Regions from separate parts of the Homo sapiens genome. Here regions 2, 3, 4 and 5 are each linked to region 1. A link is a loop called in an ENCODE intact Hi-C map of the cell type or tissue named here. Cell type or tissue: CD4-positive, alpha-beta T cell. All regions are shown on one strand. Region 1 has its middle 16 kb from the start of MYOZ1. Region 2 has its middle 13 kb from the start of SEC24C. Region 3 holds the start of MRPS16 (mitochondrial ribosomal protein S16). Region 4 overlaps USP54 (ubiquitin specific peptidase 54). Region 5 holds the start of CFAP70 (cilia and flagella associated protein 70).

Region 1 (4,000 bases):
TTCTTTGTCCTGTCAACTACTATATAAACTCTTCAGGGGCAGAACCTTGTCTCATACTTTCATGTTCATATATTGTGCTTATTACATTGTAAGTATTTTTTTCTCTATCAGTCTGCCCTCACAGGGTCTGAGCAATTCCAAGGCAAAGATCGAGTTCTACCTGTATTTGTATCCTGAAGGCTTAGCAATCAGACACAAAATAGGTCTCAATAAATATTAAGTGGCTAAATGAATTAATCTTTTTTCACTGCAATGCCTTACACAGTACTTTACACATAACAGGAGTTCAGTAGAGCTTGTTATTGGATTCATGCAGAAATCTTTTGGACTCAACCACCACACAAAGCTTTATCTTGCATCAGAAAAGCACTTCTACTTTAATGTTTAGCTGCTGACATTACAAATTAGGTTTTACTCTAACATATATCAAATAAATGGGTTCAGTGACTAACCACATTAAGACCAGCTGAAGAAGGATTTTTAAAAGCCATATATATATATATATATATATATATATATATATATGTATTTTTTTTTTTTTTTTTGAGACGGAGTCTCGCTCTGTCGCCCAGACTGGAGTGCAATGGTGCGATCTCGGCTTACTGCAACCTTCCCCTCCGGGGTTCAAGCGATTCTCCTGCCTCAGCTTTCCGAGTAGCTGGGATTGCAGGCGCGCGCCACCAGGCCCGGCTAATTTTTATATTTTTTTAGTAGAGACGGGGGGGGGGGGTTTCACCATGTTAGCCAGGCTGGTCTCGAACTCCTCACCTCAAGCAGTCTGCCCGCCTCGGTCTCCCAAAGTGCTGGAATTACAGGCGTGAGTCACCGCGCCCAGCCAAAAAGCCATTATTCTAATTAATGCATTTGTGAACCTCAACATAAAAAAATCCAGTTATATAATCACAAGAGAGTTATCCCTTTCAAATGTATACCTACAAAAGATAGAAAAATGATCAGAAAACTTGTATCTGTCGATTGAAATAAATTATTTTTATGCCTGACTTGAAGCCATTGTTTTCACTACAAATAACAGTTAACCAGCAAAGTGGTCCACACCTGTTTCCAGAAAACAGTCCTTAAGACTCAAAGACTAGATGTTTTCCCCTCTGTGATTTTTAACTCCTGAGAGACATCTTTTATTTCAACATTGAGACATTCAAAACATGTTCTGTCTCCTAAAATAAAATCTCATTCATTTCTTAAAAGGCAAATAGCTTGATAAGCACACTTTAGGAACACCAGGTTTTACATCCAAATAACTAAAACTATCCCTAGATTTAGTGTTCAGCCTGCTGCTGCAATTAAAAAAAAATTGTTTTTTAAGTTACATTTGCGGAAGGTTTAAGTGTCGTATTGCACATTTTTTCACCATACCATCTAACCTGACTACCTTCCAGGTATTTCATAAGCACACCGTAAAGAAATTGTACACTTGAATGAGTCTGGGAAGAAACGTAAGCTTAGCACACACCCCCTTCTTCCAACTCAATACGCTTCAGAGGAAGCAACCTTAGTGTTTTTTTCTTCTCAAGAATCGCTCTCTCCCGCCCCCCTACCCTGCGCTTTATTTTAGAGTAGCAATCATTCATTATCCTACTCGTAGTTTCTCAGCGAAAAGAACCTTCCCAACTAATACTAGTTCACCAGGACTCTCCGTTCGCATCTCAAGAGTGTCCGTGGGGTATCTCTCCGGAAAGAGGGAAAGGAGGCGGCGACGATCTGGGACGCCACCATTCCCGCCACGGCCATTTAGGACCCAGGTCCCGGCGCGCGGTCCCCGACTAGCCTCAGGCAGAGCCGGGGGATCTGTAAAGGTCTGATCCCTTCTCCTCCCTCCACCCCTCTAACCAGTGAAAAGCAAACTGGGCCCAGCGTCTGTGCTCTCATTCAACATACCCTCCTCGTCGCTGTACCCCATTTCTTCCCACTTCTTTCCCAATGTAGCCTGGTCCCTTTATCCAGTTCCGAGTCTCCGTAAACACCCTGCTCCCAACACACACACCCCTCCACGCTCCAGCCCGCGCCCCCTGAACCCCATTACACCCGGGTCCCTCCCCCTGGACCTCCCAGCAGCTCTAGTCCTCCCCGCGTGCCCTAGAGCAGACCGGCGCCGCGTCCCTGTACCCACAGGACCCAGGTCCTGCCCCACACGTCACACTCAGGTCCATTCCTCCCGCGACCTAACCTTCCCCGCACCCCCTCCCCAGGCGCTACCCCCTGCACCCCGTTACCCCCGGCCCCGCCCCCCTGAGGGTGTCGCACTCACAGCTCCTGGCGCCGCATACTTAACCGCCGCGGCTGCTATAGCTACAGGGAGCCAAGGCAACCAGCTCTCGCGACACTTTCCTTGGCCATGGCGAGAGCACACGAGAAGAGACTCTCGCAAGAAAGTAAATGAGTCAGGCTGGAAACAGCGAAGTATATCTCGCGATAGCACTGTTTAAAATGGCGGCTTCAAGGCGTTTCACGGGTGTCCCGGACAGGCGTGGAGGTGGGGCGCAGGCGAGGATGAAGCTTGAGTTGGCCAGGAGTCGGAAAACGATTGCAGGCGGGACCGCGTCCGTCGGGGCTGAGGAAACTTAGCGTGGCAGACCCTAAACTGGGATAACTTTAGGGATATGGCCTTCTTTTCCCAGTTGCCTCAAACTTAGAGCAGCGTCGTCTTTAGCCGAAGATTCATTTTCCCAGCATTTTCCTTCTCCAGGCGGAGTAGTTGGAGACAGAGGGCAAGCCAGAAACTGACCTTCCCATCTCCTCATTCCCTTCCATCAAGAACTTTTCATCGTTCTTTCCCCACCCTGGTTTGTAAATGGTATTTGGCTTCATAAAAACGTTTGTCCACAGGTGCCCTGCTCCATCAGTTCGCTCCAGCAATATAGGAAGTTACCAAAAAAAAAATTTTTTTTTATTGACCTTGGATGCAGAAAGGAACCGCGTTGGTGTGTGATTTGAATTTTGGACTTCTTGTTTCCTGCCTTGTGGCCACGTCCCCCTTACTTGGTGACTCTCAGCACTTAGTTGTGGGGCTTTTTCTCTCTGCTCTCAGACAACTATAAAAGCAGACTAATTGAACAGCATCTAGAACAGAAGGTGGATGTAAAGAACATTGGTCGGCCGGGCGCTGTGGCTCACGCCTGTAATCCCAGCACTTGAGAGGCCGAGGCGGGCAGATCACGAGGTCAGGAGATCGAGACCATCCTGACCAACATTGTGAAACCCCGTCTCTACTAAAAATACAAAAATTAGCTGGGCGTGGTGGCGTGTGCCTGTAATCCCAGCTACTCGGGAGGCTGAGGCAGGAGAATTGCTTGAACCAGGGAGTTGGAGGCTGCAGTGAGCCAAGATCACACCACTGCACTCCAGCCTGGCGACAGAGCGAGACTTCGTCTCAAAAAAGAAAAAAAAAAAATGAGCCGGGCATAGTGGCACGCGTCTGTAGTCCCAGCAACTCGGGAGGATAAAGTGGGAGAATCCCTTGAGCTGGGAGGTGGAGGTTGCAGTGAGCTATGATCACACCACTGCACTCCATCAAACAGAGCCAGACTCTGCCTCAAGAAAGAGTGTGAGAGAGATCAAAATATCATTTCAACATATAACCAATGTTATTAACAAGATAACTTACATTCTTTCTTTCGTACTAAGTTTTCAAAATTTGGTGTTTATACTTGGAGCACATCTCATTAAGGACTGGGAGCATTTAAAGAGCTCAAGAGCCACATGCAACTAGTGACGAGAGTATCGGACAGCGCAGTCCTAGACTCTAGAGTAATGAATGAGCTCTCTAGATGTCCGGGGGGTGGTATCATGGGTGTGTGGTGTATGTAAAAGAAACTCTTGAAATTGCTAACTCAAATGGCTGCAGAGGCTAGGCAAGTAACAATAAAAGATGACCTGACATAGGGACTAGGACCCACTGGAGACTACAAACTCCTATCTAAAAGAGCCACTTTTCCTGAGTTTTAAAACACAGTGATGCCAAACAAGATGTCTGTGAGTAGGA
Region 2 (4,000 bases), 110 kb after region 1:
CTGGACAGCTCAGACCTAGATATCAACTGGACTAATGAAGTGGTTTCCTAACTTAAACTAAAACTTAAATTTTAATAAAAAATTTAAAATGCTTTTATGAACTTCCAACATGATCACAGTATTACTTTTAGTACCTGTTGACTCTGCAAAACTCCTAAATTACAACTCTTCTACATACATTTGAAAAATAGCAATATCTAGAGGCCGGGCACGGTGGCTCACGCCTGTAATCCCAGCACTTTGGGAGGCCGAGGCGGGTGGATCACGAGGTCAGGAGATCGAGACCATCCTGGCTAACACGGTGAAACCCCGTCTCTACTAAAAATATAAAAAAAAAATTAGCTGGGCGTAGTGGCGGGCGCCTGTAGTCCCAGCTACTCGGGAGGCTGAGGCAGGAGACTGGCGTGAACCCCGGAGGCGGAGCTTGCAGCGAGCCAAGATTGCGCCACTGCATTCCAGCCTGGGCGACAGAGCGAGACTCCGTCTCAAAAAAAAAAAAAAAAAAAAAAAAAAAAAAAAAAAAAAAAAGAAAGAAAAATAGCAATATCTGTATGTGTGAGACATGACTAGTTCTAGATGATGCCTGGAGACCCCATGGACTTACAGAGACCCTTCCAGTGATTTCTGAGGTACCTGGGAATCTGTGGCCAATAAATTGGTAATCACTGAATTAGTGAGTTTTTTAAGGATATCCAGCTGCATAAAATCTGACAGCTTGATTGGAAAAAAGCGGGGCAGGGTGCCATTTCATTCAATTAAGGTCCTGTATTCATTCCGTTTAGTAAATGTTTGTGTCTGTCTATGATGTGCTAGCCACTGTGCCAGTAAATGGATATAGCTATGATCTGACTTGCAGAGGAAATCCAAACTAGTATCTTCCGTGCCATGCAATAAGGGCTACATTGCAAGGCTGCACAGGGTGCTACTGGGGCACAGAAGTGAGTCAGAGGCTTCCCACAGACACACACACGAGCGGAAACAGAAAGTCTTTATATATCACCATATGTCAAGGAACACTGGCCGGGAGTTAGGAGAGCTGGGCACTAGGAACGCTTTGAAACCGAACAGCTGTGTGATTTCCGAGGTTATGTTGCTTCTCTACTATATTTTAGTTCCGAACTTGTACTAATGTTTCTCTCCCTTTTCTTCTTGGTGGGAAAAGCACAATTTGGGGTCAACAGATTCGGCTCAGGTCTAAGTCGCCGGCCGGGACCACGTCGCCAGGAAACGACGTCTCCCCGACACCTTCCCTCCCCGTCCGGGCTCTCTGCAGCAATTCATCCCGTCACTCTCCCAACGACCCCGGGCACACCTCCGGCAGATGCGAAATATGCTGCTCCTCAGGAGGAAAGATGACCCGGAGGACCGCGGGAGGACCTTCCCACTCGCGATCTTCCCAGTGCCCCAAAGCCAGGGACCCCACTGCCGCCTACCCCAGCCCGCGGCACCGAACTTGCTCACAACTGTGACTCCTCAGGTCGGATTGGACACCACCGGAAACGGAAATTCACCGTCGCGCCGACTCTCCGGAGGGAAACAAAAAGGCAGAAAAAAGAGACCGGCGCCTGGACGACTTTCAGGGGAGAGCTGGAAGAAAGACTGTCAACAGCTGAGTGCGGGCGCCGGCGCCGTCTACGCAGTGCGTTCCACCGGGTCCGTATCCCTCCCGATTCCGCCCCACCCCGCCCTCGGAACTCGCTGCCTCAACTCCTGCGGTGGGACTCCGGAGCAGCGTACACCGCCCTTGCCTTAGTCCTCCCCAAGGCCAGGGCAGCTGTGCGGCCTGGCGCGGGTTACTTGGTGTGGTGCAAAAAGCCAGAAGGAGACACATTTGGTCCTGGCCACCCCGGAGTCACCCAAACCAAAAGGTAAAAGGAACATAAAAAAGCCTTCTGGAAAGTGTAAAAAAATTCATTGCACAGTGATTTTTGTCTTGTGAAATCATAGTTACTGTTATTAGCAGTTTTTTAAACGTTTTATATTCATTTTTTATGGTGTTCTGACATATGAGCTGCTTCAAGTGTTTTTGGACATAGCTTGGGTGTAAAATGTAAAAAGTGGATATTTTCAATTTGTAGCTTTCTTTTTTGAAACTTACTGAAGTTTGTTCTAAATATATCCCCTTCTTTCTCACCTACCCCAACACATTTTTAAAAAAAACACCACCAAATATCCATTACAGCATTGATGTGAGTGTAGATGAAGTAAAAACTTTGGCTTCCCTGATGACATACAAGTGTGCAGTGGTTGGTAAGTGATCGCCTTTCTTGCTACCTAATGAGAACTCTGGGGAAATATGTTTACTCACATGGTTACTGTTAAGATGCTATAGAAATATACCTTATCAGAACTGATTTTTTTTAAGTTGTCCTCTTTAAGACCTGCATCATTTTTCAATTAGTCTAAATTAATATATAGCCTTTTTTTATGTGAGGGATTTTTTTTATAGGAGCTTATTGAATTTTAAGTCTAGATCTTTGTTTTCAATTCCTCAACATATTCTATAAATAAGACCAAATTATAGTAGAAGGATAGTAAATAAGCTATTATCTTTTAGAAGTTGTAAAGAGCACTGATTAACTCTATATTAGAGACCCCGCCCCTGCCTTGGCTGCGCGGGCCCCCGCCAAAGGGCCCATGGTCGGCGCAGCCGAGCTGGCGAGGGCAGCGCGGGTCCCCCGGAACGCCCCCCGAGGCGAGCGCTAACGAGGTCCGGCACCATGTGCTAGGTCACTCCCAGTGCAAGGCCACACTTGGGCCATCCGAGCAACCCCTCCTCACGTCAGGGGTCACCCTCCCCACCACCCATTGCCCCACCATGGCCGGAGACCGGCTCCCGAGGAAGATGATGGACGCCAAGAAGCTGGCCAGCCTGCTGCGGGGCGGGCCTAGGGTGCCTGGTCATCTACAGCCGCTCCTTCCTGGAGTACAACAGCTGGCATGTGCTCAGCTCCGTCAACATCTGCTGCTCCAAGCTGGTGAAGTGCCGGCTGCAGAAGGGCAAGGTGACCATTGCAGAGTTCATCTGGCTGGCCACACGCAGCCAAATGGAGGCCACTGAGCCACAGGATATGGTGGTCTATGACCAGAGCACACGGGACGCCAGTGTGCTGGCCGCAGACCGCTTCCTCTCCATCCTGCTGAGCAAGCTGGACAGCTGCTTCGACAGCGTGGCCATCCTCACGGGGGGCTTCGCCACCTTCTCCTCCTGCTTCCCCAGCCTCTGCCAGGGCAAGCCTGCTGCCCTGCTACCCATGAGCCTCTCCCAGCCCTGCCTGCCCGTGCCTAGCGTGAGCCTGACCCTCATCCTGCCTCACCTCTACCTGGGCTCGCAGAAAGACGTTCTGAACAAGGATCTGACGACACAGAATGGAATAAGCTACGTCCTCAATGCCAGCAACTCCTGCCCCAAGCCTGACTTCATCTGCGAGAGCCGCTTCATGCGGGTCCCCATCAACGACAACTACTGTGAAAAGCTGCTGCCCTGGCTGGACAAGTCTATGGAGTTCATCTGTAAAGGCAAGCTGTCCAGCTGCCAAGTCATCGTCCACTGTCTGGTCGGTATCTCCCACTCTGCCACCATCGCCATCGCCTACATCATGAAGACCATGGGCATATCCTCCGACGACACCTACAGGTTCATGAAGGATAGGCGCCAGTCCATCTCGCCCAACTTCAACTTCCTGGGCCAGCTGCTGGAGTAGGAGCGCAGCCTGAAGCTGCTGGCCACCGTGCAGGGGGATGCGGGCACCCCCTCAGGGACGCCGGAGCCTCCGCCCAGCCCTGCGGCTGGGGCCCGGCTGCCATGGCTGCCACCACCTACCTCAGAAAGCGCTGCCACCGGGAGTGCAGCTGCCAGGGAGGGCGGCCTGAGCGCGGGCGGGGAGCCCCCACTGCCCCCCACGCCCCCAGACACCTGCGCGCTGCAGCAGGGCTGCGCGGCCTGTACTCTCCTCTGACCGCCTGCAGGACACCAACCGCCTCAAGCGCTCCTTCTCGC
Region 3 (4,000 bases), 370 kb before region 1:
TAAGTCACACAAGAACAAATCTCTCCCTGGGCCCTGTGCAGGCCAGGCCAGAAGAGCAAGGGCAACTCAGGATACTCCATTTATTGAACTCCAAATCTAACAAAATTAAGATCGCTGCAGTGTTTCAAAAGGACCTTGACCTTGTTCCCACTGCTATGCTCACTAAAGTCAGCTCATTTATGTTTCTGTAGCCTCTGTATCTGTAGCTTCTGCATCTGTTTTCTGAGAAGCTAACAGGACTTCACGTGCCCGTTTCCTTCGCAGTCTCTCAGCATTTGTGATCATCATAGGATGCAGAGGGAAAAAGCCAGCAAGACCTAAAAGTAACAGATTTTTCACTTATTATAACACAGTATAAGCCAATGCTTCCCTAGGAACTCTGTCTCACAGAACTGAGGTCTGAGATCTGACCCAGTGCATGGATGCAAACCATGCTCCTCACTTGCCAAACTCTGTACTACTTCTCCCCGGCAAGGAGACAGTGGATGTCTACTTCCCTAACAATATTCCCCTTACTTTAAAAAACGTAAACTGACAGATGGCCATTCAAAACATACTATTCCTATTTTTAGCATAAAATACCAGTCACCCAAAGTCTTACAAAGGAGTCCACAAAAGGGGCCTCCAGATTCAAAATGCCAATTAGATCACAACTTCAGCTCCCACTTCAGTCCTGAACAGCCTAGAGGGAATGAAATAACTCTTTTTTTTTTTTCTTTGAGATGGAATCGCCCTCTGTTGCCCAGACTGGAGTGCAGTGACGCGATCTTGGCTCACTGCAACCTCCGCCTCCTGGGTTCAAGCGATTCTCCTGCCTCAGCCTCCCCAGTAGCTGAGACTACAGGTGCGTGTCACCACGCCCAACTAATTTTTTTTTTTTATTTTTAGTAGAGACAGCGTTTCACCATGTTGGCCACTCTGGTCTCAAACTCTTGACCTCAGGTGATCCGCCCGCCTCGGCCTCCCAAAGCGCTGAGATTACAGGCGTGAGCCACCGTGCCCAGCCGAAAATCATTCTTACACCTACTGTCCTGGAGCTGACTTCAGTTTAAAATCCCCTCAATAAGGTAAGACCAGAGCTGAGTTACCCAGAAGCTTTTCCATAGGCTTAGAGAGGTGGGCCCCGCAGCCAATCCAATGACGGATCCTGTCTAGGTTGAGGGCAACGAGTTTTTCTCCATGACTGTTGGGCAATGGATCATAGGAGCCCAGCTGCTCTACGAAACGGCCATCCCTGGGACACTTGTTGTGAGCAGCCACAATGCGGTAGAACGGCCGATTGGTGCAGCCACCCAGGGCAAGGCGGATGGTTAAGTGGCCCCCACGGTAGGCCTTGCAGAGGAGAGTAGCTGTAGAAAAGCAGCTGGTTAGGACACAAAAAACAGCACAAAAAGGACAAAATGACACAGACGGCACAATTCCCTTTTCCCACTGAAATGTCTCACTTCCAATCCATTCCTGTCAATCCAGTTTAGATGCTACTCTTCTTTGTGAAACCCCTCTTGGCCAGTCCAGCCAGCAATGACCTCCTCCTCATACCCAAACCCACCCCGCATGGGCTTGCCATTCACTAGGCTCTGTGACCTTGTCGGAGCCTTAGCTGCTTCAATGGGGTGGAAATTTTTCAGCGGTGATTAAGTGGGGAAAAAACTGAGAGAAGGATCAAATGTAAGGCAGTGTGGCTGCTTCAGGTTCGGGTTGCCTCCATCGCGCCTGGGAGAGCTCTCCCCACCCGGCCCCGAACTCCCGAGCCCCGTGACCGCCCGGAACGTCTCGCGGTGGCCCGATGACTCACTGAGGTGGACCATGGTGCCGCCGGCGTGCGGCTCCTCGGAGAGCCCCGCTACCCGCACGCACCAGCTCTACGGCCTTGGCAGGGCAGAGAACAAACACAGAAAGAACCTGCAAGCCGACACCAGGCCGCACCGCCAAGCGGTACAAGCCCGAAAACCTCGACTCCGGAAGCGGATGATCCGCTCGCCACGCCTCCTCCGCTTGCCGCCCTATACTTCCCACAATGCAACACGGTGACCCCTAACGTACCTTAAACTGCTGCAAAAGAGGCGTTTCTCGTGGTGTCTTGTGGGAGTGGCGGTGCGATCCCTCTCAGACTTGTGAGTCCCTGCTGGAGTCAGAAGTTTTAGGCGAATCCCAGGCGCGCCAAGGAAAGTGCTACAAAAGCCATCCATCTTGCAAGCGTTGGTGCCGAGGCGCAACGCTGAGAACGCAAATACTAAAGGGCGCTGTTCTTTCCTCGTGGAGCTCACAGTCCGCTGGGGAGACCGTGAGATGACAGCAGAGAAACTAGCGCGATCAGTAGTACTCAGCGCAAGGACAGCGAGCAGAGAAGGCAAACCTAGTGCTTGCTAAGGAAGACTTCACAGAGGAGGTAGTGTCAGGGCCGAGACTAGGAGAAGGATTGTAAGTGACTAGATTTTACTTTATCCTTCTCGTTAACCAAAATTAATTTACCTCTCACCTTTTCTCCTGTTGTCGTCCCACCCCTATCGAGGCAGTCACACCTTAAAAAAAAAAGGAGGGGTTATTCCTGCTTTTGCCGTGCTGTGATCCAGGGCAGAGGTGAAGTATGATTTTTTTTTTTTTTATCTGTAGCCCTAGAATATGACCTCGGTGATGAGGGTAACGGTGTCTCCTTGGAGCCCTAGTGGTTTAGATCCATGAAGATGCCTGTGTTTGGTGAGAAGGTGTCAATAGCTCCACCTTCAGCAAAGACCTCTCTGTTCAGCTTTTTCGTTTACTGTTAGTTCCAAAGGGCTAGCATGCTCTTTGCCCTAATACAGTGACCCAGCATAGCAGTCTTCCTCCAGGGCCACCTTTGAAAATGATGCCTTAATTCCTGTATTTCAGTTAACTGAACCTGTCCAGAAACCTTAGCACCTGACTTCCTCCAGGAGTGATCCAATAAGCTTTCATCAGAAACCCTAATAATGACCCCACTATACCTTAATTTTATTGTATGTATATATATGCCATATAATTATTATAGCAATTACACTATAGTTATTTATATAACTAAATACCTACATGTAACTCAGTATACGTTAACTCCAGAACCATGCTGATGAATTTTGAGTTTCATATCTCCATTTTTTTATTGTGACCCAGTTTCTCGTCAACCAGTAAAACATCCAGTAACACAGCCAATGGAAATAAATGAATGGGTCTCTGTTTATAGTGAAGATTCTTTCGTTCTCCAGCTCCAGGCTTCATACGGTAAAACTCTCTGGGAAGGAAAGGAACTCAGAGTCCCATGCAGAAAATTGTTCAGCTGGAGGGGTATCAGAAAGATGGATTTCCAAAGCCAACTGTTTCCTGTAGTGTGTGGATCTCTGCAAGCAGAGCCTCATCTTTCAATTTCAGCTACATGAAAGAGGAAGAAAGGGAAAGATATATGTCATACGTGATATACTTTATGTGGCTTTGAAGACCCCTCTTTTGTGGGGCTACGGCTAAAGAACATAGTTCCCTGGGATGGAATTGGCTCTTCCTATTTCCCTACTTCATGAAAACTCCAGTAGAAGACCTTAGAACCTTGTCCTGGTTACATGGATATGTTTACTTTGTGAAAATTCATCAAGCACTATGCACGGTCATGATTTGTACATTTTTTTGTAAGATAACTTCATTAAAATTTACTTTTTTTATTTTTAAAAAGTGTTCACATTATTACCAGCATCTCTTGGCTAATGCATAGTATTCCCATCTGGCAAGTGATATCAGGGAATCAGAGACAGAAATCATAGGCTTATATTAGATCTGGTTTTAGTTTTAGAATCTAGATATGTAGTAGAGACATCTAGGAGCCTACAGAATACCTATTTTTTCTTACTAACAAAATCTTAATTTCTTTTCAAGGCAGTAATGCAGTCAGCTAAAAAGCCACATTTTCCTGCTTCCCATGCAGCTAGAGGTAGTCATGACCAATTGCCACCCAATGAAATGTAAACTAAAGTCATTGGGTAGGACACCTGGAGAAGCC
Region 4 (4,000 bases), 96 kb before region 1:
CTCACACCTATAATCTCAGTACTCTGGGAGGCTGAGGTGGGTAAATCACTTGAGCCCAGGAGTTCAAGACAAGCCTGGGCAAAATGATGAAACCCCATCGATACCAAAAAAAAAAAAAAAAAAAAAGCAACGACAACAAAACACTGTCCCAAAATAACATTTGGGCTTCTTCTCTGATTTTAGTATTACATAAGTTTTAATTCACTAATCCATTCTTTTTGAGATGGAGTTTCGCTCTTGTCACCCAGGCTGGAGTGCAGTGACGTGATCTTGGCTCACTGCAAACTCCGCCTCCCGGGTTCAAGTGATTCTCCTGCCTCAGCCTCCAGAGTAGCTGGGACTAGAGGTGCGCGCCACCATGCCCAGCTAATTTTTGTGTTTTTAGTAGAGACGGGGTTTCACCATGTTGGCCAAGATGTTCTCGATCTCCTGACCTTGTGATCCACCCAGCTCGGCCTCCCAAAGTGCTAGGATTACAGGCATGAGCCACCGCGCCTGGCCCACTAATACATTCTTTTTTTGTTTGTTTGTTTTTTTGAGATGGAGTTTCACTCTGTTGCCCAGACTGGAGTGCAATGGCACGATCTTGGCTCACTGCAACGTCCACCTCCTGGGTTCAAGTAATTCTCCTGCCTCAGCCTCCCAAGTAGCTGGGATTACAGGCTCCCACCACCACGCCCGGCTAATTTTTGTTTTTGTATCTTTAGTAGAGACGGGGTTTCACCATGTTGGCCAGGCTGGTCACGAACTTCTGACGTCGTGATCCACCCGCCTCGGCCTCCCAAAGTGCTGGGATTACAAGCGTGAGCTACTGCGGCAGGCCTAGTCCGTTTTTGTTTCTTTTTTTTTTTTTTGAGATGGAGCCTTGCTCTGTCGCCTAGGCTGGAGTTGCCATGGCACGAGCTCGGCTCATTACCACCTCCACCTCCTGGATTCCAGCGATTCTCCTGCCTTAGCCTCCCAAGTAATTGGGATTACAGACGCCCACCACCATGCCTCACTAATTTTTGTGCTAGCCTGGGATTACAGGCGTGAGCCAACATGCCTGACCTAATCTGTTCTTTAATACATTTTTTTACTGTGTATATTTAAGGTATACAACATGATGTTATGAGATACATAGAGACAGTAAAATGGTTACTATAATTGAAGGAAATTAATATACCCATCATCTCATATAGTTACCCATTTTTTTTGTTTTTGTGGCAAGAGGAGTTAAAATCTACTCATTTACCATGAATCTCATATGCAGTACAATTTTATTAATTGTAGTCATGTTTTACATTAGATCCCTAGACTTGTTTATCCTACATATCTGAAAAATACAGAAATCTTCACAAATTTTTGTGCCACCTTTGAGCAGGAGCCATGCTAATCTTCTCTGTATTGTTCCAATTTTAGTATATGTGCTACCAAAGCAAGCACTAAACAATTATTTCATTATCCTTAGCAAACTAAGACAGGAACAGAAAACCAAATACAGCATATTGTCACTTATAAGTGGGAGCTACATGGTGAGGACACATGAACACACAGAGGGGAACAACAGACACAGGCCTATCGGAGGGTGGAGGGTGGGAGGAAAGAAAGGATCAGGAAAAATAATTAGTGAGTACTAGCTTAATATGTGGGTAACAAAATAATCTGTACAATGAACTCCTATGACACAAGTTTATCCTAACAAACCTGCACATATGCCCCCTGAACCTAATTTTTTAAAATTATTTTATACATGATAACTGTATTTCAAATAGAAAGTTCTCTCTCCTTTCTCAAGTGCCTCTGTTCTTCCAGCAGAGGGTGCTGTTGTTATAGGAAGTTGAAAGAGCACATAGAGATAATAGCAAAGGCCATCCCTCCACTTGTCTCAGCCATGCCTGAAAGCCCCAAGTAGGTGGCTCACATTGCTGCAAGAGACAATGTTGCTGTTCAAAGGCCAAACAATACCTGTAGACATTTGAGCTCTCAGGCAGGGCTGCATCCAGGCTGACAGGGCTGCTGCTGTTCCTCTCACTGCTTTCATAGCCAGATTCCATTCGCTGGATTAGTCGGGGGTGCTGCTCTAAAAGGTGAGAGCCTGGCCGTGCTGGGCCCCAGCGCTTGTACTGGGGGCTTGGTCCACCAAATTTAATGTCGTAAGAAGGTGGCTTGCTTGGTTCATCTGGTATAAATTCTTTAGCTATCCCAATCAAAAGACAGGTATGGAAAATGAGGTAGATTTAGCATTTGCCTAAAATCAAGACCTAACTAGCTCCTCCCTCTAGCTACTTATTCACTGAACTCATATCCCTAAAACACCCGACATCAGAGTAAAAGTGCCCCTTGCCAGATGTACCAAAAAACCCAGGTTTTAAAAAGACATAAATCAACTTTATTCAAAAGCCCAATTCTTCCCTAATTATCTCCTCACCTGAATCCTCAGAAAAGGGGCTAAGCTGGGTATAGCCACAGTGCTTCCTTTTGTCCTTACTAAAGATACTGTCAATATTCAGAGATTCTCGTTTGGGTCTCCATGTGGGACGATACTTGCTGGAAGAACTGGATTTTGACTCACTGCTGGTACTCTCTATTTCCCAGTCACGAGAGTGTAAAGGCAGGGTCCTAGGAGGTTTTTTGTCAGGCTGGTCTCCTCCTCTGCCCCTGCAGTGAGAGCCTACATTGGTCTGAGAAGCCAGGGATGGTCTGTTATGGATCATATTGCTGACTGTCTCTTTAAAATCTCTCAGCCTGTTGGTGCTGCTGGATGGTTTGGAGGCATTTCTAGGAGCCTGCTTCTCTTTCAGTGTTTCTCCTAAAAACACAAAGAATGAAAGAAATATAGATGTTTAAAGTGATCATGGATACTAGACCCCAATGTCGAAAAAGCAAAGAAAAGCCCTCTGAACAGAAAGGAGAAGCCAACAGTCTGGAGCATGACAGAAGTTTGATAGAGTGAATGAAGGAGAAAGAGAAGCAGTGCAGAAGGGCTTGCCTTCACTGTGGTATCCCGAGGCCTGGGGCTCATCGCCTTTCCTCCTAACCCGACCAGAGCTCCTCTTGCGCTCTATCAGTGACCCTTTCTTGGATGTGTGTTTCTGATTACATTCACTATCAGTCAGGTGTCCTGAAAAAACAAGGAAATTGGGGTAAGCTGGTATCTGAGACTAACCTCCACCCTCCTGAGAACCTACCTAATCTCCCTTTGGGAGTGCCACAAATTTAGAGTACCCATGGAACAGAAGCTGTAGGGCATAGGCTATCTGATTTCAGTGTAGGAACCTCCCAGTAGATAAATGCAGAGAAGGGCCAGGTGCAGTGACTCACACCTATAATTGCAGCACTTTGGGAGGCTAAGGCGGGCAGATCACTTGAGGCCAGGAGTTCGAGACCAGACTGACCAACATGGCAAAACCCTGTCTCTACTAAAAATACAAAAATTAGTCCGGCATGGTGGCATGTGCCTGTAGTCCCAGCTACTGAGAGGCTAAGGCATTAGAATCACTTGAACCCAGGAGGTTGCAGTGAGCCGAGATCACGCCACTGCACTCCAGCCTGGACGACAGAGCAAGACTGTCTCAAAAAAAAAAAAAAAAGATAAATGCAGAGAAGCTGGGAGCATCCAAATTTACAATGTCTCCTGAGCAATGACCAATCTCAATCCCACTCCTAATCTTCCCCAGTGACCCAGAAGGACTAATGACATGTTTCTAGGTAACTTTTTAAAGGCAAAAGTTTTAAAGATTATATAAAAATGTCAGGTAGCCATATACTTTCACTCTCATAAATTGAAGACAGAGTTTTCCTTTTATTTATTTAGCAACACATATCAAATAAAGTCTGATTTTCAGTACATCTGGTATTATCCTGGATACTCCAGACTTTGCCCACAAGAGGTCTGATTTTATATGGCTTTAAGACCCAGTTCCAAGCTTTCCTTAATTGTGGATCATTTAAAGGGCATTTCAACTTTGATTCTCATTCCTATCCCCAACCCATCTTCACGAAACTTGGCTCCATCCAG
Region 5 (4,000 bases), 270 kb before region 1:
CTTTTGTCAGAATTGCTCATTGAAAAAACTTGTTAAGCTTGGCACTGTGATGGGTGCTGAGGATACAAGAGATAAGATGTGAACTCTCTAACCTCAAGAAATTTAAAATCTAGTGAGGACGAGAGACGTGTAACTAGACCAGGAGTCATAATCTGTGAGACAGGTGCTCTGACAGAGGAAAGAAGGGAGGAGTGAAACACACAGGGAGGAAAAGGGGGGTGGAAATTTATTTTTTCTTTTACAAATAAAAAGAATGAGAGAAGCAAGGAAATTAACTGATTATAGCCAGTGTGCCAAGTGTGCTTCGCATTTATTATCTTAAATGTAGCCTCCCTTCTAAGAGATTCTTAAATCTCTATTTGATTGAAAAAAATTGAGCTTCAGAGAAGTTTGTTATCTTACCAGCAGTCATACAGCAAGGAAGTGCTGAATGAAGCTGGGACCTAGCTGGATTTGAGAATACATATGCATGCCAGGAAAATCTTGGAGGAAGTACGCTGGAACTATGTCTTAATAAAGGGAAGGATATTCCAAGAAAGGGAACAGATTTTAAAACGTTCAGAGGCAAAACAACACACATAGCAAGTAGCAAGTAGCTTGCAGTGGTGGAGTAAGAAGAAATAGGGAGAAAATGAGAAGAGACAAGCAGATAAATACCTTATTAAAGTACAGATCTGATCGTATCACTGTCTTGTTCCCTCTCACCTACCAAATAAACTGTAACACTACAGTTTAACTGTAGTTAAATGTAGTACTACATTCAGGGCTTTCTAGGATCTTGCAGTGCCAGTCAACTCCCCTCTTCTAGCTTATGCTCTTGCTTAGTATTTTTCAAAGATTACCTGCATTTAGTCGCTTTTGAACCTTTGCATTTTTCCTTCCCCCTGGAATTATCTCTCCCTTTCTCCTCACTCCGTCTCTACAGCAAATCCTACTCATCCTTTAAAATCCAGCTCAAATGCTTCCTAGTCCATGAAGCTTCCCAGTCGGAAAAACTTGCCTTTCCTCTGAATTCATTTAGCACTTTACACGTCTTTTGTGGCATTACCACAAGCTGTCCTGTTTATGAAGACTGGGTATTCAAAAGACCTTTCCTACTTAACAACTATGTGCCCCTAGGCAAATGCCTAACTTCTCTAAGCCTCAGTTTCACCTTCTGTAAAATGGATAACTTCCAACCTGTTTCACATTTATTGTGAATATCCCCTAAGATATTAAAGCTTTTTAAGTATGAAGCACTGCACAAATGGTATTATTAATATGCAGCGTTTGTCCTGAGAGCTCATTTACACCCTTGAAGGCATGTAACCTGTCTCACGCATATTTACGGGCCCAGAGTGCCTGGCACCATGTCTTGTACACAACAGGCGTTCGCGTCGTGTTTGAATTATGAATGCAAGATATAGGACTAAAGTTATAGTCAGGGCAGCTAGGGTGGGGACTCTTGTTGCCCCCGGCAAGGCACGCATTTCTTGTCATCTGCTCGGAAGAAGCTGCAAGGGGAGAGTCCAGTGAGAAAAAGGTTAGACGAAGGAGGCGATGTGACTGAGTCTGGTCTGGGGACAAGCGCAGTCAGCGCAGAATGAGGAGGCCTCCGACGAGAAGCGGTAAAGGAAGGTCTACGTCCGCGCTCCTGTGGAGGTCGCCGGGCTGGGGTTGGCGGCAGAGTCCGCACCTGGCCGGGCCAGCGGCTTTTCGGTCTAAATATCGGGGTTTTCAGCCTGGCCTTAGCTAAGGGAGCAGAAGATCGGGGTGACGGCTGTGGTGTGGCCGCAGGGCTGAGGTGGGGAGGCCGGGAAGAGAGAGTTTCTTCAGGAGGGATCACTGTCTTACCTGCAGCAGCCTCAGTTATGTTTTTGACAACTATAGCAACCAACTACCTCTCGCGAGAACTTACTTTTGGCCATCGCACGAGCAAGTTTATTCCAAGACTCGCGATAACCCTCTGGGGCCGGGAGCAGGGAGCGAGACGCTGAGCTTCTGCGCCTGCGCCCTAGCGCCGGCTGCAGCCTCCTCACTTCGAGAGCCTGCTGTTTCCGCGGATGCTTTACCTTGCCAAGAGTTGGGTTTAAGTGCATAGGTTTCCACCTTTACATTTTGCTTTCTCGACTCTTTGATTTCAATATTTCTCTATAATAGGAGGGAAAAAAGCAAAAGGAAGTTTAAAGAAAAAGGCCTTTATTAAACTGATTTGAAAACATCATTTAAATATTTCTCCGTGAAATATGCAATATTTTTTAAATGAGCCCGTCACGCCCTGTTGATGAGAGTGCAAAATGACCCTGCTTCTAGGTGCTCAATATTTGTACAATAAACAGACCTGAAGTTTATGATGTTAATACAAATTTTTAATATTCAAAATTTAACATTAAAGAGCTAGAATAGCAAAACACAATAGCAATAACCTGGAAACAACCCAAGTGCCCGTCGAAGGAATAGTGGATGAGTGGACCAATAAACTGTGGCATATTCACAAAATGGCATATTACAAGCAGTCAAAGTTAATGAACTGCAGCCATACACACAACACGGATGAATTTTAGCAGTATATATACTTTAAATTGTTGCAGTGTTAAGAGCCAGCTTGAAGGGACTCCCATGGGCCAAATAAGGGACAATTTGAGCATGAAGTAAACAACGACGATAACGGATTACAACCCATTGAATAAAATAGGAATATGCAAGTCCGTGTTGATACAGAGAAAAAGGAAAACTCTTTCAAAGTAGGATGCCAACCCAGAAGTGTAGCGAGAAGGATGGAAATAGAGAACTACCATTTGACAACTACTGAGGAGGATGACTCAGGCAGGAGTCTTCAATGGACGCTAAGGCTGGTGGGTAGATGTTCTATGAGGCATAGAATACTGGCGTGATTTTGGAATGCTTCCATGGAATACTACTTGATTACAGAGGGGGAAACAGTGAATGGACGCAACCAACATGATCAGGTGATCATGGTTAACATCACCAGTGTTGGGAGGAGTCTACATTGTGAGCCTCCTGGTGAAACACACTAAAAAAAAACACACACACACACACAAAGCATCCTTTTTGGTTTTCCTACCATGAAAGGAACTCAGGTTGTAGACCATCCAAGGACAAGAAAGACTGGGAACTGTCTCTGACTGAGGTTATATGACAACTAAATTCAATATGTATCTCTGTATAGCATTCTGGACCAGAAAGGAAAACAACATTGTTAGGACGGTGGGAAAAATGTGAATTAGCTCTGTGAATCGCATACCACCCCGAACATGCCCAATCTCATCTGAATTGGATGGTAGTGTTGTACCAATATTGATTTCCTGATGTGGAAGTTTGTTTGTTGTTAGGTAGGAGAGTGTCCCTGTTTAGGGGAAAATAAACACTAGTGTGTTTAGGAGTGATGAGACACCATCTCTTCAATTTGCTCTCTTGACTTTCAAAAGGTCCAGAAAAAGACTAACAAGGGATACATACACATGTACACACACATATGCACATGCATGCACACCTGCACACATACACACACAGTGAGCAATGGAACAAGTGCAATAAAGTGTTAACTATTTGGGAATCTGAGTGCAGGGGACATGGGACTTCCTTACACGATTTGGGCAACTTTTCTATACATTCGAGATCATTTCAAAACAATTAAAATATATACACACGCATAACCACTCTCCCTGGGAAGCCCTTTGCTTAGGAAATAGTTACCAGAGTCAAATTTTAAAATTTTTATTTATATGAATAAAGAAACATTATAAATATTGAGAAATATTTTTTGAAAGTTGCAGTGTTACAGGTAATAAAGGTTCTCAAAATAAAACTACTGTGGCACTACTGAGTAAGGATTTCTCTCTGGATTTTTTTTCCCAAGTGAGAGTTTTGGGTGAATTTGCACTGAGACAGCTATCCCACTTGCAAATGACAGACTCTTTCTACATAATAAGCTGGGTTAGGCCAAGTCTTTAATAGGGAGCTGTTCTTCCAGAAATCGCTCATGATCTTGGTCTACTTA

The links. A loop is a pair of places that touch in the nucleus more often than their neighbours do. Peaks named below come from ENCODE experiments on the same cell type or tissue, not always from the same donor. Only the 100,000 strongest peaks of a DNase experiment are listed, where the experiment ranks them.
Region 2: it touches region 1 in a loop (4-fold over the local background); 7 of 110 quality-filtered maps call a loop at or near these places.
Region 3: it touches region 1 in a loop (4-fold over the local background); 8 of 110 quality-filtered maps call a loop at or near these places.
Region 4: it touches region 1 in a loop (5-fold over the local background); 32 of 110 quality-filtered maps call a loop at or near these places.
Region 5: a loop joins it to region 1, with 4 times the contacts of the local background. A loop is called at or near these places in 4 of 110 quality-filtered maps.

Annotation. Positions count from the first base shown.
Region 1 is chr10:73,623,671-73,627,670 of GRCh38, forward strand. It overlaps a transcript of USP54 not described here. Among named protein-coding and RNA genes, the nearest start is that of MYOZ1, 16 kb to the right of the region's middle. RefSeq lists a silencer at 2,019-2,268 and an enhancer at 2,439-2,548. In CD4-positive, alpha-beta T cell, no CTCF peak of the experiment used is centred here; DNase peaks (open chromatin) are centred at 1,511, 2,351 and 2,981; H3K4me3 peaks cover 1,920 bases; H3K27ac peaks cover 1,287 bases.
Region 2 is chr10:73,729,006-73,733,005 of GRCh38, forward strand. It overlaps the pseudogene BMS1P4-AGAP5, the pseudogene BMS1P4, the pseudogene GLUD1P3 and the pseudogene DUSP8P5. Among named protein-coding and RNA genes, the nearest start is that of SEC24C, 13 kb to the right of the region's middle. RefSeq lists enhancers at 1,298-1,547, 2,928-3,648. In CD4-positive, alpha-beta T cell, no CTCF peak of the experiment used is centred here; DNase peaks (open chromatin) are centred at 936 and 1,516; H3K4me3 peaks cover 1,837 bases; H3K27ac peaks cover 1,869 bases.
Region 3 is chr10:73,250,675-73,254,674 of GRCh38, forward strand. It overlaps MRPS16 (mitochondrial ribosomal protein S16), which reads right to left and starts at 1,970. Exons shown (of 3, transcript NM_016065.4): 1 at 1,796-1,970; 2 at 1,089-1,349; 3 at 1-317. The coding sequence starts at 1,808. The coding sequence ends at 178. It overlaps CFAP70 (cilia and flagella associated protein 70), which reads right to left. Exons shown (of 28, transcript NM_001367801.1): 28 at 3,088-3,381. The coding sequence ends at 3,301. The region is part of intron 2 of DNAJC9-AS1 (DNAJC9 and MRPS16 antisense RNA 1); the gene reads left to right. RefSeq lists enhancers at 1,689-2,256, 1,696-1,985, 2,106-2,365. In CD4-positive, alpha-beta T cell, no CTCF peak of the experiment used is centred here; DNase peaks (open chromatin) are centred at 2,007 and 2,657; H3K4me3 peaks cover 2,061 bases; H3K27ac peaks cover 1,868 bases.
Region 4 is chr10:73,527,733-73,531,732 of GRCh38, forward strand. USP54 (ubiquitin specific peptidase 54) reads right to left here. Exons shown (of 24, transcript NM_001391956.1): 13 at 2,972-3,103; 14 at 2,411-2,791; 15 at 1,948-2,179. It also overlaps the pseudogene RNU6-883P. Among named protein-coding and RNA genes, the nearest start is that of PPP3CB, 34 kb to the left of the region's middle. RefSeq lists an enhancer at 1,699-1,993 and a silencer at 1,850-1,949. In CD4-positive, alpha-beta T cell, CTCF peaks have their summits at 1,789 (motif pointing right) and 1,993; a DNase peak (open chromatin) is centred at 1,829.
Region 5 is chr10:73,356,881-73,360,880 of GRCh38, forward strand. CFAP70 (cilia and flagella associated protein 70) reads right to left here and starts at 1,984. Exons shown (of 28, transcript NM_001367801.1): 1 at 1,898-1,984. RefSeq lists enhancers at 1,127-1,652, 1,589-1,808, 1,653-2,178. In CD4-positive, alpha-beta T cell, no CTCF peak of the experiment used is centred here; a DNase peak (open chromatin) is centred at 1,951; H3K4me3 peaks cover 1,252 bases; H3K27ac peaks cover 785 bases.